Regions from separate parts of the Homo sapiens genome. Here regions 2 and 3 are each linked to region 1. Evidence: chromatin contacts called from ENCODE Hi-C data. All regions are on one chromosome and are shown on one strand. The core of a region is the stretch at or near the end of the contact, and the rest is flanking DNA. Distances in the headings are between cores, read along the strand shown. Region 1 holds the start of ANXA6 (annexin A6). Region 2 holds the start of GRPEL2-AS1 (GRPEL2 antisense RNA 1). Region 3 holds the start of TIGD6 (tigger transposable element derived 6).

Region 1 (4,833 bases), core at 1-2,500:
CATGTTTTGGGCAAGGGGGAAGGAATAATGGAGGGAAAAGGGCGGACTCTTGGGGGGAAACCAGAGTCCTTTCACAAACCCGGGAGCCATATGTCCAAATTTGGAATTGTCAGAGAAGACCCACTAGAATCTAGGGAAAGGAAGGAGGAGGCAGGAAGCCGTGGCCAGATTAGTTGTCCCAAAGGACCTCCTGCCCTTTCCCCTTGTAGGGCCTACAAGGGTTGTGCCAGGCTTCCCAAATCTATAATCAAGACTCCCAAACCTGCAATCATTCCATACAGCTGACAAATAAATCAGTTTTCAAAGCCATTGTTTCCTTTGAAAGAGACTGGGTTTCTCAACTATGGACTTGGAGAAGGAAATCCAGGCTCAGAGAGGGAAAGCCACCGCCCAAAGTCACACTGCAACAGGGGCTGGGATTCCGATTCAGGGTATTTTGCTCCCATGCTGGTATATGGGGAATTATTTGAAGCCCCCAAACTTTGGGAAGGCCTAGACCGCTTAGGGGATGCAGAAAGAAGGGTAGTGCCCCTGCCTCACCATAGGAGGCCTCGGAGCCCCGTTGGGAGACTGCATTCATAGACAAGCAGTGGCCCAAAGGGGATGGGGTCCAATGAGGCCCTGAGGTATGTACGACCGGACGTTCAGCTCTCTGCACGCAGGCAGCCCTCCCCCGACACCACACACAAGCCATTTTATAAGCAGCTGGAGGGTCCAACGCTCTTGCTCTCAGTCTTGGGCCTCAGCCACACCCTTCTCTGCGGGTCCTTTGACTGGCGTCCAGCTGACCCCAACCCCGGACCTTCAAAGTCTCTTGAGCCCCCCCAAATTAAGGCCGGCAGGACCAGCCCCTGGCTCAGCTCCGGCGCCCAGGACCCTCAACCAGACCCTCTGCAGCAACGGGACTCCCTCCCCTCCCCCTAGCCAGGGCGCCCTCCGCCCGCGCCTCTCCGCCCCGACCCCAGATTTGCTCCGCTGCGCTCCCCAGACACACCCAGTCTGCGACACTCTCGGGTTACCGCGCCCTCCCGTCCCTGCTCCTGGCGGGGGGTACCCATCAGCCGATGACTGGGCGCTTATTTCTTGTGTCCCTGCAGCCCCCGGGAAGGGGTTCCCAGAGCGACTCCCCTCTCCAGCCTCAGCCCACTCACCGCGCAGCGGAGGCCTCGGGTCGCAGACGGACGCACGGGCGCAGGGACTCGAGGACGCAGCGCTCGCTGGATCGGAGCCCGTTAGCCCAGCAGCAACCGCAGCGCGGGGCGGACCGGGAGGACAGCCGTGGGCTCCGAGCCGGACACGTGGCGCGCAGAGGCCAATCCGGCGCGCCCGCCTCCCTCCTCCACCCCACCCCTCTAGCTCCTTAGCTCTTGGAATCTTAGAATGTCACTAGCCCGAGGGGCTTGCCGGGAGAACCTCCTCAGTTTCCAGCCCCCGGATCTGAGACTGAGAAGGATTAGGGGCTTTGGCCAAGGTCACGCGGCCCTTCAGGGCTAGAAGTCAGGGCTCCTGACTCCGGGTTCTGGACACTTTCCCGCAAATTCTTATAAGTCGCCAAAGCTTTGTTGAGAAACAGAAAATTGAGGTTTGCCAGGGGCACTTTATCTGCCTGATCAGATTCCATGCCTCAACAGCCTCATTAGGTCGGTGACATTATTTACCCACTTTCAGGAGGAGAGCCCAGTCCAGTTCCTGGACCAAGGTCACACAAATAGTGGGTTGCGGAGGCAAGCTTCTTCGTGCTCTGGGAAGCAGGGAAGGCAGGCAGGGAGACCAGCAGTTGTAATCCAGCGCTAGAACAGGAAAAATTGATAAACTGAGAATACAGAGGAAACTGAGAATTATTGTCCCCAGGGGATTGGTAAGGAGAAGATGAGGAAGTTAGAAGAATTGGACAGATACCTGCGGAAAGTGTTCCAGGCAGAGGAAACTGCTGGAGCAAATGCTCCTAGCAGGAGGCCACCTGGCGCCTCCGAGGATCAGCAGGGGGGCCAGTGTGGCTGGAATGGAGTGAGTGGGAGGGAGAGGAGAGATAAGAGGGACCCAATCAGGTGGGACCTCCGGGGCCCTTGAAGGCACGCTGTCTTTTACTCTGAGTCAACTGGGGATCCATTGCAGGATATTGAGCAAAGAAAGGGTATTATTTTTGGGTAGATGAAATCCACACAACATAAAATTAACCATTTTAAAGTCAACAATTCAGTGGCATTTTGTACAGACACAATGTTGTGTATCCACCACCTCTATCTAGTTCCAAAATATTCTCTTCACGGAAAAATAAAACAGTATACCCACTGAGCAGTCACTCCTAACTTTCCCTTACCCCTCGTCTCTGGCAACCACCAATTTGCTTTCTGCTTCTGCGGATGTGCCTATTCTGGATATTTCATATACATGGAATCACATGAGATGCAACCCTTCTTGTCTGACTTCTTTCATGTGGCATTTTGTTTGTTTGTTTTTGTTGTTGTTTTTTCACTCTTGTCGCCCAGGCTGGAGTGCAGTGGCGTGATCTCTGCTCACCACAACTTCTGCCTCCTGGGTTCAAGCAATTCTCCTGCCTCAGCCTCCCGAGTAGTTGGGATTACAGGCATGCGCCACCACACCCAGCTAATTCTGTATTTTTAGTAGAGACGGGGTTTTTCCATGTTGGTCAGGTTGGTCTTGAACTCCCGACCTCAGGTGATCCACCTGCCTCGGCCTCCCAAAGTGCTGGGATTACAGGCGTGAGCCACCGTGCCTGGCCTCATGTGGCATGTTTTTGAAGTTCATCCACACTGTAGCATGTATCAGCACTCCATTCCTTTTTTTTTTTAGTTTCAGTTGGAGTTTTGCTCTTGTTGCCAAGGCTGGAGTGCAATGGCGTGATCTCGGCTCACTGCAACCTCCACCTCTCAGATTCAAGGAATTCTCCTGCCTCAGCCTTCCGAGCAGCTGGGATTACAGGCATGCACCACCACGTGTGGCTAATTTATTTTTGTATTTAGTAGAGATGGGGTTTTACCATGTTAGTTAGGCTGGTCTCGAACTCCTGACCTCAGGTGATCCACCCGCCTTTGCCTCCCAAAGTGCTGGGATTACAGGCATGCGCCACCGTGTCCGGTCCAGCACTCCATTCCTTTTAATGGCTGAATAATTTTCCGTTGTATAAGTACACTATAATTTGTTTATCCATCCATCTGTTGATGGATAGTGCATTGTTTCCCCCTTTTGCTGATTGTGAATAGTGCTGCTAATGAACATTTGCATACAAATACTTATTTGAGTACCTGTTTTCAATTGTCGTTGTGTATTTACCTAGGAATGAAACTGCTGGGTCATATAGTAATTCTACATTTAAGTTTTTGAGGAACTGCCAAACATTTTTTCAGAGTGGCTGCAACATTTTATATTCCCATCAGCCATGTCATGTATGAGGCTTTTAATTTCTCCATGTCCTTGCCAACACTTGTATTTTATTTTTTAAAAATTTGTACCCGGCCAGGCACAGTGGCTCATGCCTGTAATGCCAGTACTTTGGGAGGGCCGAGGTGGGTGAATTGCTTGAGCCCACGAGTTTGAGACCAGCCTGGACAACATGACGAAACCGCATCTCTACAAAAAATTAACCAGGGGTAGTGGCACATGCCTGCAATCCCAGCTACTGGAGAGGCTGAGGTGGGATGATCCCTTGAAGCTGGAAGGTAGAGGCTGCAGTGAGCCGTGATTGCACCACTGCACTCCAGCCTGGGCGACAGAGTGAGAACTTGTCTCAAAAAAACAAAAGTACAAAAAACTTGTGCTCTAGTCATTATGAAATGGCATCTATAATTGTGTTTTTGATTTGCATTTCCCTTCTGACTAATGATGTGGAGTATCTTTTTTGTGTGCTCATTGGCCACTATTTGTACATCTTCTTTGGAAAAATATCTAATCATGCTTTTTGCTCATTTTTAAATTGGATTTTTTGTCTTTTTTGTTGTTAAGTTATATGAGTTCTTTTTATATTCTGGATAAGACTTTTGTGTTTGTTTGAGACAGAGGCTCGTTCTGTTGCCCAGGCTGGAGTGCAGTGGTGCCATGTCGGCTCACTGCAACCTTCACCTCGTGGGTTCAAGCAATTCTTTCCGCCTCAGCCTCCCAAATAGCTGGGATTACAGGCACCTGCTACCATGCCCAGTTAATTTTTGTATTTTTTTAGTAGAGACGGGGATTCATCATGTTGGCCAGGTTGGTCTTGAACTCCTGACCTCAGGTGATCCACCTGCCTTGGCCTCCCAAAGTGCTGGGATTACAGGTGTGAGCCACCGCACCTGGCCAAGACATATTTTTTAAAGGGTCACTGAAGTCTCCTGTGTTGGAAATACTGAATACTGTTGGGGGAAGAGTAGAAGAAGGGGATCTGCTAGGAGATTTTGCAGTAATCCAGGCAAGAGACAGGCTGGTATAAATGCAGGTGGGGGAAGTGGTTGGAGATGGGATGTATTTGAAGGTTGAACATGATTTCCGAAGGATCAGGTGGGAGATGAGAAAGAGTCAAGAATGGCTTCAGGGATCCTGGCCTGAGCCACTGGAAGGATGGAGTTACCATCAACTGAAATGAGCAAGACTGCAGGGAAAGCAATTTTGGGAATTAGAAGTGGGGAAAAGATCAGGAGTTCAGTTTTTGACCAGTTTGTTGAACATTTCTATTAGACACCCAACAGGAGATGTCAAGTACGCAGTTGGCTAGTCAAGTCTGGAGTTCAAGAGATGAGATCCTTAAGGGAGAAGAGAACTAAATATGGAGTCCTAGTTCGGCAAAAGGAGTCAGGCTGGCAGGACCAAGGGAAAGCAAAAAGAGAAAGCAGATAAGCT
Region 2 (4,833 bases), core at 791-3,290, 1.8 Mb before region 1:
TTGAGTTTCCTTGGAGCTTTGTGATTGCTTGACCAATAGAATACAGTGGAAGTGACACTGCCATTTTCTGGACCCAGATCTTAAGAAACTGGTATCCCCACTTCCTGTCTTGGGATGCTCACCCCTGGAACCTTACCATCGTGCCAAGAGCAAACTGAAGTAGCCTGTGGAATGGAACTGAGGGCCCTGGTTGAGCTTTCAGCTGAGCCAGCACTGTCTTGCCAGCCAGTGAGCCATCTTGAAGGTGGATCCTCCCACACCCAGTGGAGCAGCCCCAAATGATACCACATGGAACAGATGAGCTGATCTCACTGAGTCCTGCCTGAGGTGTAGTGTGAGCAAAACAGATGACTGTTACTTTAAGCCACTACATTTTTTAATGGTTTGTTACACAACAGCAGATAAAATGATACAGTCACCCCACTGCATTCCCAGTCTGGCACCTTTGTGCCACAAGAATTGTGCCTACTTGCTTTTCCCTTATCAGCTCTTTCGAACCTCTCTTACAATGTTGATGAGCGCACACATTGTCAATGGGCTAGTAGGGTTGGAAGGGCTTCCTAACAGAAAAAAACAGCTCTAGATTTAAGAGTTACAAAGGACCCTAAAATTACAAGCAAAGTATAGTCAAGAAGATGAATTTGAACACTAACATGATTTACCCTACAAAAAAATGACAAGAATCAGAATAAGTTCATAAGAGAATTTGGCACATAGTGGTCAATGAGTGCTTGTTTTAAAAACTGTTTAAGGGAGTATCTTGAACCTTTGGAAATGAACTTAAAAGGTGTTGCATCCTGACACAAACATTGCCAAAAAAAAAAGTTTAAGATTATGACAAATGCATGATTATTCATCTACCAGTTTACTAGTAGTAATCCAGTTTGGCCCAAGTAAATTAAGTCTCAGTGCTGAGTTAGAACCCCAGCTATAAGCTCTTTCACCATTCTCTGAATCACTTCAGTTTTTTGTTTTTGTTTTTGTTTGAGTCAGAGTCTCGCTCTGTCACCCACGGTGGAGTGCAGTGGTACAATCTCGGCTCACTGCAACATGTGCCTCCCAGGTTCAAGCGATTCTCCTGCCCCAGCCTCCCGAGTAGCTGGGATTACAGGCGCACACCACCAAGCCCAGCTAATTTTTGCATTTTAGCAGAGATGAGGTTTCACCATGATGGCCGAGCTGGTCTCGAACTCCTGACCTCAAGTGATCTGCCCACCTCGGCCTCCCAAACTGCTGGGATTACAGGCATGAGCCACTGTGCCCGGCCCAGTTTCTTATTTTAGCCATAATCTCACTGAGTAAATATGGATTTCATTTATTTTTATATATTTATTTATTTTTAAAGACAGGGACTCTTGTCACTCAGGCTGGAGTGCAGTGGCACAATCATAGAACACTGTAACCTCAAACTACCGGTCTCAAGCCTCCCACCTCTGCCTCCTGAATAGCTAGGACTACAGGTGTGCACCACCACTCCTGGCGAATTTTTTTTTTTTAAGAGACGGGGTCTCAGAGTCTCATTATGTTGCCCAGGCTGGTCTCAAACTGCTGGCCTAAGCGATCCTCCCGCCTGACCTTCCAAAATGCTGGGATTACAGGCTTGAGCCACCCCCAGCCTCCGGATTTTCTTTATTCTGAAACTCATCCCTAACTTTATTTTCTGCCAGAGGAAGTCTGTTTTTCACAGCGTGATAAACTAGCAAGTCTGAGCTGCTGCTCTTGTCTTCTTAGAGGATGAAAATGGGAGTTTATCCCTCCTTTTCTCCTTTCTGAAAAGAGAGTAGATGAAACCTTCCCCCGCCTTTTGGTTTTTAGGAAGCAGAAAGCAGAGATATTAACTATATAAAAACTGCAAACACATAAATAACAGCAGTATAGAAAGCATAGGGCTTGTGTCAGCATATGAATGAGGTAGCGTCTTACCACCCTGGCCGCATGCTTGGTCAGCAATTTCCAGCACTTGCAGACACTGCAAAAGGCTTCCCTTATCTCATAAGATGGTTACAACCACCTAGAAAGGTGGAGCAGGATTCTTCGTCTGTGTTATAATAGAGGAAACAGACACAGAGAAGATACAGAGCTAATAACGCAGAGGCTGGACATAACCGAGGTCTTCAAAGCTTCACTTTGGTCTGTTTCATCCCTCTGCCGCAGCTGGGCCCTGGTCCTGATGCTGAGGACCCGAAGCGGGCACACCTGCGCCGGGCAAGAATGAACCCAGCCAATGAGGAGCCCGCATGCGGGGGGCGGGGCGGAACGGGGAAGCTGCCAATGAGAGAGCCTACCCCGAGAGAGATGGAGCTAATGAGGGCCTCGTGCTGGAGAGGGACGGCGGCTTGGCCAATGCGGAGCTGGGTCTGGCGCGGCAGGAAGGCGGGACTGCCAGTGGGGCGCCGGGGCGGGGCGGAGAGCCGAGCGCCAACCCGCTAGCGCCTGAATCCGGCGTGCTGCCCGCTCGCCGCCCGCCATGGCCCGCGCAGCCCCGCTGCTCGCCGCGTTGACCGCGCTCCTCGCCGCCGCCGCTGCTGGCGGAGATGCCCCGCCGGGCAAAATCGGTGCGGGAAGGACGCGGTGGGGTTCCCAGCTGGGGAGGGCCGGCGGGTAAAGGGTTCTCAGTTCTCAGCTAGGTGGGGTATAGGAGGGCGGCTGGGTGAGGGAGGGGTCCTCGGAAAAGGAGCTGGGTGGAGGAGAGGCGCCGAAGGGGACGCGGCAGGGAAGGTCCTGATGGGGCCGGGGCATGGCATGTGAAGAGGGCCACCTAGGACGGAAAAGAGGCCTGGGCAGGACTGGCCGCGGATCTCACCGGGAGGTCCAGGGTCGCTGAGCATCTGCCATGGTCCTGGCTGTTGGCTAGGCGCCCGGGTGACAGAGGACAGAGAGGCTGGGCGATGGCATTCACAGAGGTTGGTTGAGGGCTCTCTGTGTAGCAGACGTGGTGCTGTAGTTCCTGCTGGGGTAGAGCCCTCACAGTACAGGGAAGTCCGTGCTGAGCTGAGGAAGTACGGTGCATGCAGAGGAGGGGCGCTTCACCCTGTCTTTGCGGCCCTGGGAGGGCTTCCTGGAAGTAACATCTAAGCCAAACCACCCCCAGGTCGATAGGAGACAGTCCTGGCAGAGACAGAACACTAGGTCCGCTGGAGATTTGCTGACAGAACGGGGAACTTTTAACAACAGTCTTTTTGTTTATTGTGTGTGTGGTTTCCCCAATACTTTATTTTGAAAATGTTCAGATGTACAGCAAGAATTTTATAGTGGTCATCTGTATACCCACCACCTACATTCTGCCATTAACTGCTGCTATACTTGCTGTGTCACATAACTATCACGCACTGTTCTAGACATCCACGAATCCAGCCTACATTTTGATGCATCTCCAAATAAATTGCAGACATCAGGACACCTCACTAAATACGTCATCGTGCATATCATTGACTAGAGTGTCATATGTGTTTACAGTTGCTTTTTTTTTTCCTCCCTCAACAACTGTCATTTTAACTACATGACTCGTGAAGATTTTCAAGTCCCTCACACGTGATATTCCCACAGGCAGAGATCCTGGGCTTCGGGGTGGGAGGACAAAGACTCTATTCCGCTAGGCCACTCTCCATGCACCCCAGTTGGCAGGAGTGCCTGGAACATCTGATAGAAGCATCACAAACTTACAGGGTCCAGTGCAGTGCTAAAGCTTCTTGTGTAGCAGAACCACAGCCCAGGCCATACAGGGTTAAGAAGACTGAAGCATGCCAGAAACCAGTTTGAGACTGAGAGTTTAGTGCTTGCCAAGAAAAGAGAATCCTGAGGCTAGAGTAGCCAGAGAAGCCCTCATGGAGAAGGTGGAGTTTGAGCCAGGCATTGAAGGATGTGGAAGAGTTAGGCAGGCAGTATCCATGAGTGACCATGTGTTCTCTCTCTGTCCTTAGATCGTTTGAATACAGTGTGGCTAGGAGTAAGCAGAGTGTGCTGTGGGAATATGCAGGGCACTCCCCGTTTTCTTAGGAACAGGCAACAGGACAGGACATTTCTCACCATTGGGGAAGGAGCAGGACCTCCACCCAGCAGAATTGCTGCATTGTGGCAACATGGAGCTCTCTGCCTCCTTCCTCCCAGCTGGCCCTTCTGGCCCCATCCAAGAGTCATCCAGAGCAGGACACTTGGCAATGCCTCACTGCCCTTCAGCTTTCTAGATTTTCCTCAGCCCTCTGACGGGAGCCTCTGTTCATCCTTGGTGGTTTGGACTCTACCCACAACAAGAATGCGGATTCCTGTTAGGATGGCTTAATGCTTGTGCTTCTGCAGGACCAAATCTGAGAACCCCCAAGTGGCATCAGGACCCTCTAAACCCACCCATATAGTTCCATATGCTGCCCTTCTCATGCTGGTCTCTTTGCAGAGTGTGCGTGTCCTCTCACTGACAAAGCTGATTGTCCTCCAGCATCTTGCATGAAATCTTATTTCCCCAAGAAGGCTGTGTCCCCACACCCTCTGGGGCAGAATTCACTGCTTCCCCTTCAGGACTCCCTGGAACCCTGTTGCACTTCATCATGGGTTGTCGTTGCTAATTGCGCAGGAGTCTGTCTGCCCATTCCATGCTGGGGTCCTGGGGGACAGAAGCCTGTTTGATTTTTCTTTGTGCCCCAGGACATCTTACTGTAAATTAGAGAATTGGTGTCAGTTGTGTTAAATGAGCTGGTTCACAATGAAGTGGTGTCTTCTGCTTCCTGATCTTGGGCAGCTTCTAGGCCTTAATATCAATTTCTCTGGAAAAATGGGTAATTTGGGACTCTTTGCACATGGAGGGGATGGGAGCACACTGGTTAAAATAAAATCCAAAGC
Region 3 (4,833 bases), core at 1,052-3,551, 1.2 Mb before region 1:
TTAATACATATTTTTGAAAAGTCCCATGGTTGCAAACCACAAGCCCAGATGATGCCTAAGGTCCTTCCAGATTTAAGTCTTGGACCCTAGATAGGTGCTTCAAACTCAAATGCCTTTAGGGGCCAGGATGGTGGCGTAAGTGAGTGAAACAGGGATTGAAGTATTTGGAGAATGGTGTGGTGTATCCTGTCTAGAAGTATTCAGAATTTAAAACAAACAGTCCCCCTGCCCTACGCTGGTCCAACAAAACATGATCCAGCAGTAGCAGTTTTGGGTAATTGCCTTCGTAGGCATTTTATCATGAGAATCCTTAAAGGACAAGAGAACCTGCTGTGACTTTATGCTATGACTGTCCCTTCTCAAGGGTAGATTTTTACTATCACCTCCATACATGTATCCATCCATTCATGACATGTACTATGTATTAAGCAGTATGCTTGATGCCAGCCATACAGAGATGAATGGAGCATAGTGCCCACCTTTGAGGAGCCTACCAGGGAAGACAAACACTAGAGCATGTGAAAACTAAATCAGAGGTTACGGAGTACTACTGGAACATAAATGTGCAGATAATCAACTGGAATGGAGCATGGATGGGCAGTGCACTTCAAAGAGGGAATAATATGGTGGGCCTTAAAGAATAAACAAATAGGAACTCATGAGATGAAAGGAAATATTTAACATGAAAGGCAATGAAATACTATATAGGAAATAGAATGTCCTGGTCAGGAACAAAAAATTCTTTGGAGAAGAAAGCAAGGACCAAATCACAGGAAGTCCTAGTCAGGTTTCTAGCTTGCTTTGGGGGCATTAAGAGGCTTTTGACGGTTTTTTGGTTTTGTTTTTCTGGAATGACATGATCAGATTTACAATATAGTCTTTTGGTTGCAGGGTAGAGAACCTAATGGGTAAAGTTGATTTTCCTAAGAGATGGCCTTAAATCTGAAGATAAAAGCAGGCTAAACCAGTAGGCCATATACAGTTTGGATGTTAATTTGAGTGCAATAGGAAGCTATTGAAGGATTTTAAGGAAGGAGAGATGACTGCTGTGTAAAGAATGGAAGGGTATCAGAGAAAAAAGCAGGAGTCCACATGAGATAATGGTGGCTTGGATTAGAGTAGTAATAGAGAGATGGTGAGTAGTAGTCAGTCTGGGGCTATGTTTTTGCAAGCCCTGTGCTGGACCGGATGTGAGGTGAAGGAGGAGTCAAGGATAACGCCCAGGTTTCTGGTTTGAGCACTGAGGAATCCAGCAGATGATGGTGCCATTTACTGAGGTGGGAGGATCTACTGCGTAAACCTCATTTGTTAAGCACTTTACTTGCTTAATATTGCTTACTTGTGGCAGGGCTGGGATTCAAACCCAGGAGGCTCACAACAAAGCTAGCACTCCAAACACTACAGAGTGCTATATAGCTGGTTCTGGGAACTACTAATATTGAGAGGAGACATAGAAAGAGAATGAAGCAAGAGCCAAATCAGACAAGTCTTGGTCAAGCTAAGACGTCTGAATTTTATTTTAAGTGAATGAGACACTGGAGGGTTTTAAGCAGGGAGTGACTTGATCAGACTTACAGTGCAAAATGATCAATCTGACTGCTTCGTGGAGAATGGATTGTAGAGGGGATGTGGGGAGAACTACATCAGTCCAGGCAGGAGATGATGGTGGCTAGAAGGTTGGTGATGGCGGTAGATGCAGAGAAGTAGGCAGACTGGAATACAGTGAGGGTTGTGCGGGAACTTGTACAAATGTGGACAACTTGTGACACTGGAGAGAAAGGACAATCCAATCCAATCCCTATTTGATTTACGGAAGCTCTCCATACGGTCATTCAGCTCAGCTTGAGTCACTCCAGGAACTCACTACCATCACTATTCGTGGGCCAGTGGGAGAGACGGATTGAGGGCAGATCACTGGAGTGATGAAGGCGCTACTTGATGCGGCACTACGTATGAACCCGATCCTGAATGAGAGGGAAAGACTGAGACAGGCTGAGGTCAGGCCTTGAACGTCGTGCTGAGGAGAGGGTGGTATTGTAGGCTTCCCAGCGCCCGACGTGGCTCTGAAAGGTGAGGCGGGGCCTAGATCCCTCACGCTCAGCACAGCCCCGCCCCTGTTACCTGAACGCCCCACAGCAGTGCCCGGGGGCTGAGCGGCCGGGGCGTCCCACCGCCGGCAGCCACAGCTTCCTCCTCCGCCCGGGACCTCTGGCCGGAAGCAGTCCGTTCGCCTTACTAGACCCGCTCCAAGCCTTTGAGCAGTTCGTGTGGGTCCGCTCCCAAGCTAGGGCTGGGCTGTTGCGCTTGCGCCAGGGGTCGCATGCAGTCACGCGCTGCCGACCGCTTCCGGTGCGCCGCGAGGGCCGCCGGGACGGGTCTCCCTGGCGATCCGTGGTGTGCCGCTACTGCCGGTGCAGCCGCCAAACCGGTGCCTCGGTGACGACCGTGTCCCTGCCGTCTTCCTCGAGCTCCCCGGGGCTTGACCCCCGGGGCCCTCGGCAGGCATCGGTGAGGAGCCTGCGGAGCGAACCTGTGCTCCTATTCTTGCCCTTCAGGACCCCATATCGCGACTCCGAGGAGGGGAAGCGAGAGGGGCTGTCGCGACTCCGCGCCGTGTGTCGCCGGGCGGGGCCGCGGGGCCGGGGCTCCTTCAGCCCCCGGGATGCGCGCGCGAGCCCTCGCCTCCACTTCCTTGTTGCTGCTGTCACGACTGGAGCCGCCTCTCGCCGACAGCGGGGAGCGCGAGTGCGCCAGCCATCCCCCTCGTCCAGCCGCCGGGCCAAGCGCCTCCGGGAATGTGAGCGGCGCAGCTTGCACGCTCCTCCGGGTAAGTCCCGCCTTCGAGGGCCGCGCCGAGCCGCTGGGCGACCTCGAGTTGGATGCTGCGGCTCTCTGAGCCTCTACTGAGTCTTCCACAAAGTAGGGCCACTGAGCCTTAGTGTCCTCCTTCCGCAATCCGTATGGGACATTCGGATGTCCCAGACGTCTTAGCTTGACCAAGACTTTGTCTGGTTTGGCTCTTGCTTCATTCATGACCCAGAATGAGGGAAAGGAGCTAGCCCAGAGTCAAACTGTGGCCCATGGCTGAGCCCTCAAAGGCAATCTCGTGAGATTCCAAGGAGGATCTGATGGGACAGAGAAAGTGTCTCGCATATTTCAGGTATTGACCTTAACTCTGTTTTACAGATGAAATAACGGAGACTTAGGGTAAGTAGATTGCTTAAGGTCAGAGGTCCCCGTGCTGGTGCGACTGGTGTAGTCTGTACTAGAACCCGGATTTTCTGTCCTCTAGAGCCCTTCGTTTTTAACCTTAAATTGTCCTGCCTTTTTTTGCATTGCTATACTGCTGCCTCGAGTCTGATAACAAACTTGTACTCAGGCTTAGAACAGGGTAATAAAACAAACAAAACCGTAGGGTGTTGTCTTCCTGCCCTCAGCCCAAGGTGGCTGTAATGAGTGTTTCCTAACCCGTTTTGCGCAGGGTGCTTAGTACCCTATATGCCATTCATTACAGATGCTCTCCTGCAGTTACTGCCCTTCTCCACAAGGCTTTCAGCCGCCCAGAAGTCAATTCAGGGCAAAAAAGCGCAGTCCCCACGTAGCCTTGATTTGAACTACTGCTTCCCTTATCCTTTACTGGCCTATTGCTTACCCAGCCAAGTTGTAGACTGTGTTCTCTTCCTGGGTTGCACTATGGCAGTTAGAATGTAGGTTTTTGTTTTGTTTTTCTTTGTTAGTTTAGTTTTTGTTTTTAATAGGAAGAGGAATCATTTAGAGATGACAGAGAACTAGGAAGAACCTAAGGAATAATGTGTGCTTTACCTGGGGTATATCCTGAAAATTATAGGTGAAATACAGTGTGTCTGCAATTTCTAGGAGAGGTTTTTTGTTGTTGTAGTTGTTTGTTTTTTTAAGCTTTCGCAACATTGTCAAAAGAATTCTTGCCTCCAAAAGACTAGGAGCCACTGGGTTCATCCTTTTCTCACAGTAGAAACAGTTGAAATTTAGGATGTGGAATAGACTTCTCTGAGATCATAAGGTTAGAGTTTAGGTCTCTTGACTCCACATGCAGTGCTCATTATACCTTATTTGTGGAGTGAGGTCTAAATGAGAGGTGTGTGGGCTTTGTACTGCACGTATCAGTCCCATATTTACCACCACAACTGCCTCTTCCCAGAATTCTAAATTTCCTCCTGACAGATTTTCAGGGGCAACTATGTTATTTCCTCTTGTAAAATTCAAGTGGTTTCTGTGAGCCTTTCTCCCTCCAAGGATTGAGACTTGTGGTAAAAGTCCAATTTAGAACTTGGCTACAAAAAAAACTAACTCTTCTTGAACTGGTTATTAAGTTTTTTATGCCTCTTTTCCTAGACATAAAAGCTGTTAGTAGATTCTCTGTTTTTTAGCCCAGCACCAGAGAGCTGATGTTGGTTGGTCAGATGACTGTTTAGATCTGTGCTGTCTCTAGCTCCTAGCATATGTTGCTATTTCAGTTAATTACAATTGGCCAGGTGTGGTGGTGGCTCATGCCTGTAATCCCAGCACTTTGGGAGGCCAAGGCAGGAGGATTGCTTGAGCCTAGGAGTTTGAGACCAGCTTGGATAATATAATGAGATCTCATCTCTACAAACAATTTAAAAATTTGCCAGACTTGGTGGTGCACATGTGTAGTCCCAGCTACTTGGGAGGCCAAGGTGGGAAGATCACTTGAGCCTGGGAGGTGGAGACTGCAGTGAGACAGGATCTCATCACTGCACTGCAGCCCAGGGGACAGAGTGAGACCTTGTCTTAAAAATAAATAAATTTAAAAATAAAACTAATTCAATTCTTCAG

What was found. Hi-C counts contacts between places; a loop is a spot of excess contacts on that map. Pooled maps may share reads with other maps.
Region 2: a pooled map shows a loop between it and region 1 (4-fold over the local background). The contact joins the promoter of GRPEL2-AS1 here to the promoter of ANXA6 in region 1. A Hi-C loop is called at or near these places in 5 of 50 pooled maps.
Region 3: a loop to region 1 is called in a pooled map, with 8 times the contacts of the local background. The contact joins the promoter of TIGD6 here to the promoter of ANXA6 in region 1. A Hi-C loop is called at or near these places in 1 of 168 maps with a recorded cell type or tissue (naive thymus-derived CD4-positive, alpha-beta T cell), 1 of 37 single-sample maps with no recorded cell type and 7 of 50 pooled maps.

The regions. Positions count from the first base shown.
Region 1 is chr5:151,156,529-151,161,361 of GRCh38, forward strand. ANXA6 (annexin A6) reads right to left here and starts at 1,251. Exons shown (of 26, transcript NM_001155.5): 1 at 1,152-1,251. RefSeq lists an enhancer at 1,412-2,268 and a silencer at 2,064-2,123.
Region 2 is chr5:149,355,602-149,360,434 of GRCh38, forward strand. It overlaps GRPEL2-AS1 (GRPEL2 antisense RNA 1), which reads right to left and starts at 2,041. Exons shown (of 2, transcript NR_132366.1): 1 at 1,924-2,041. It overlaps PCYOX1L (prenylcysteine oxidase 1 like), which reads left to right and starts at 2,445. Exons shown (of 6, transcript NM_024028.4): 1 at 2,445-2,555. The coding sequence starts at 2,468. RefSeq lists an enhancer at 2,205-2,499 and silencers at 2,225-2,274, 2,295-2,454, 2,475-2,684.
Region 3 is chr5:149,998,353-150,003,185 of GRCh38, forward strand. It overlaps TIGD6 (tigger transposable element derived 6), which reads right to left and starts at 2,302. Exons shown (of 2, transcript NM_030953.4): 1 at 2,122-2,302. It overlaps HMGXB3 (HMG-box containing 3), which reads left to right and starts at 2,387. Exons shown (of 20, transcript NM_014983.3): 1 at 2,387-2,827. RefSeq lists enhancers at 1,526-2,314, 3,202-3,281 and a silencer at 2,042-2,121.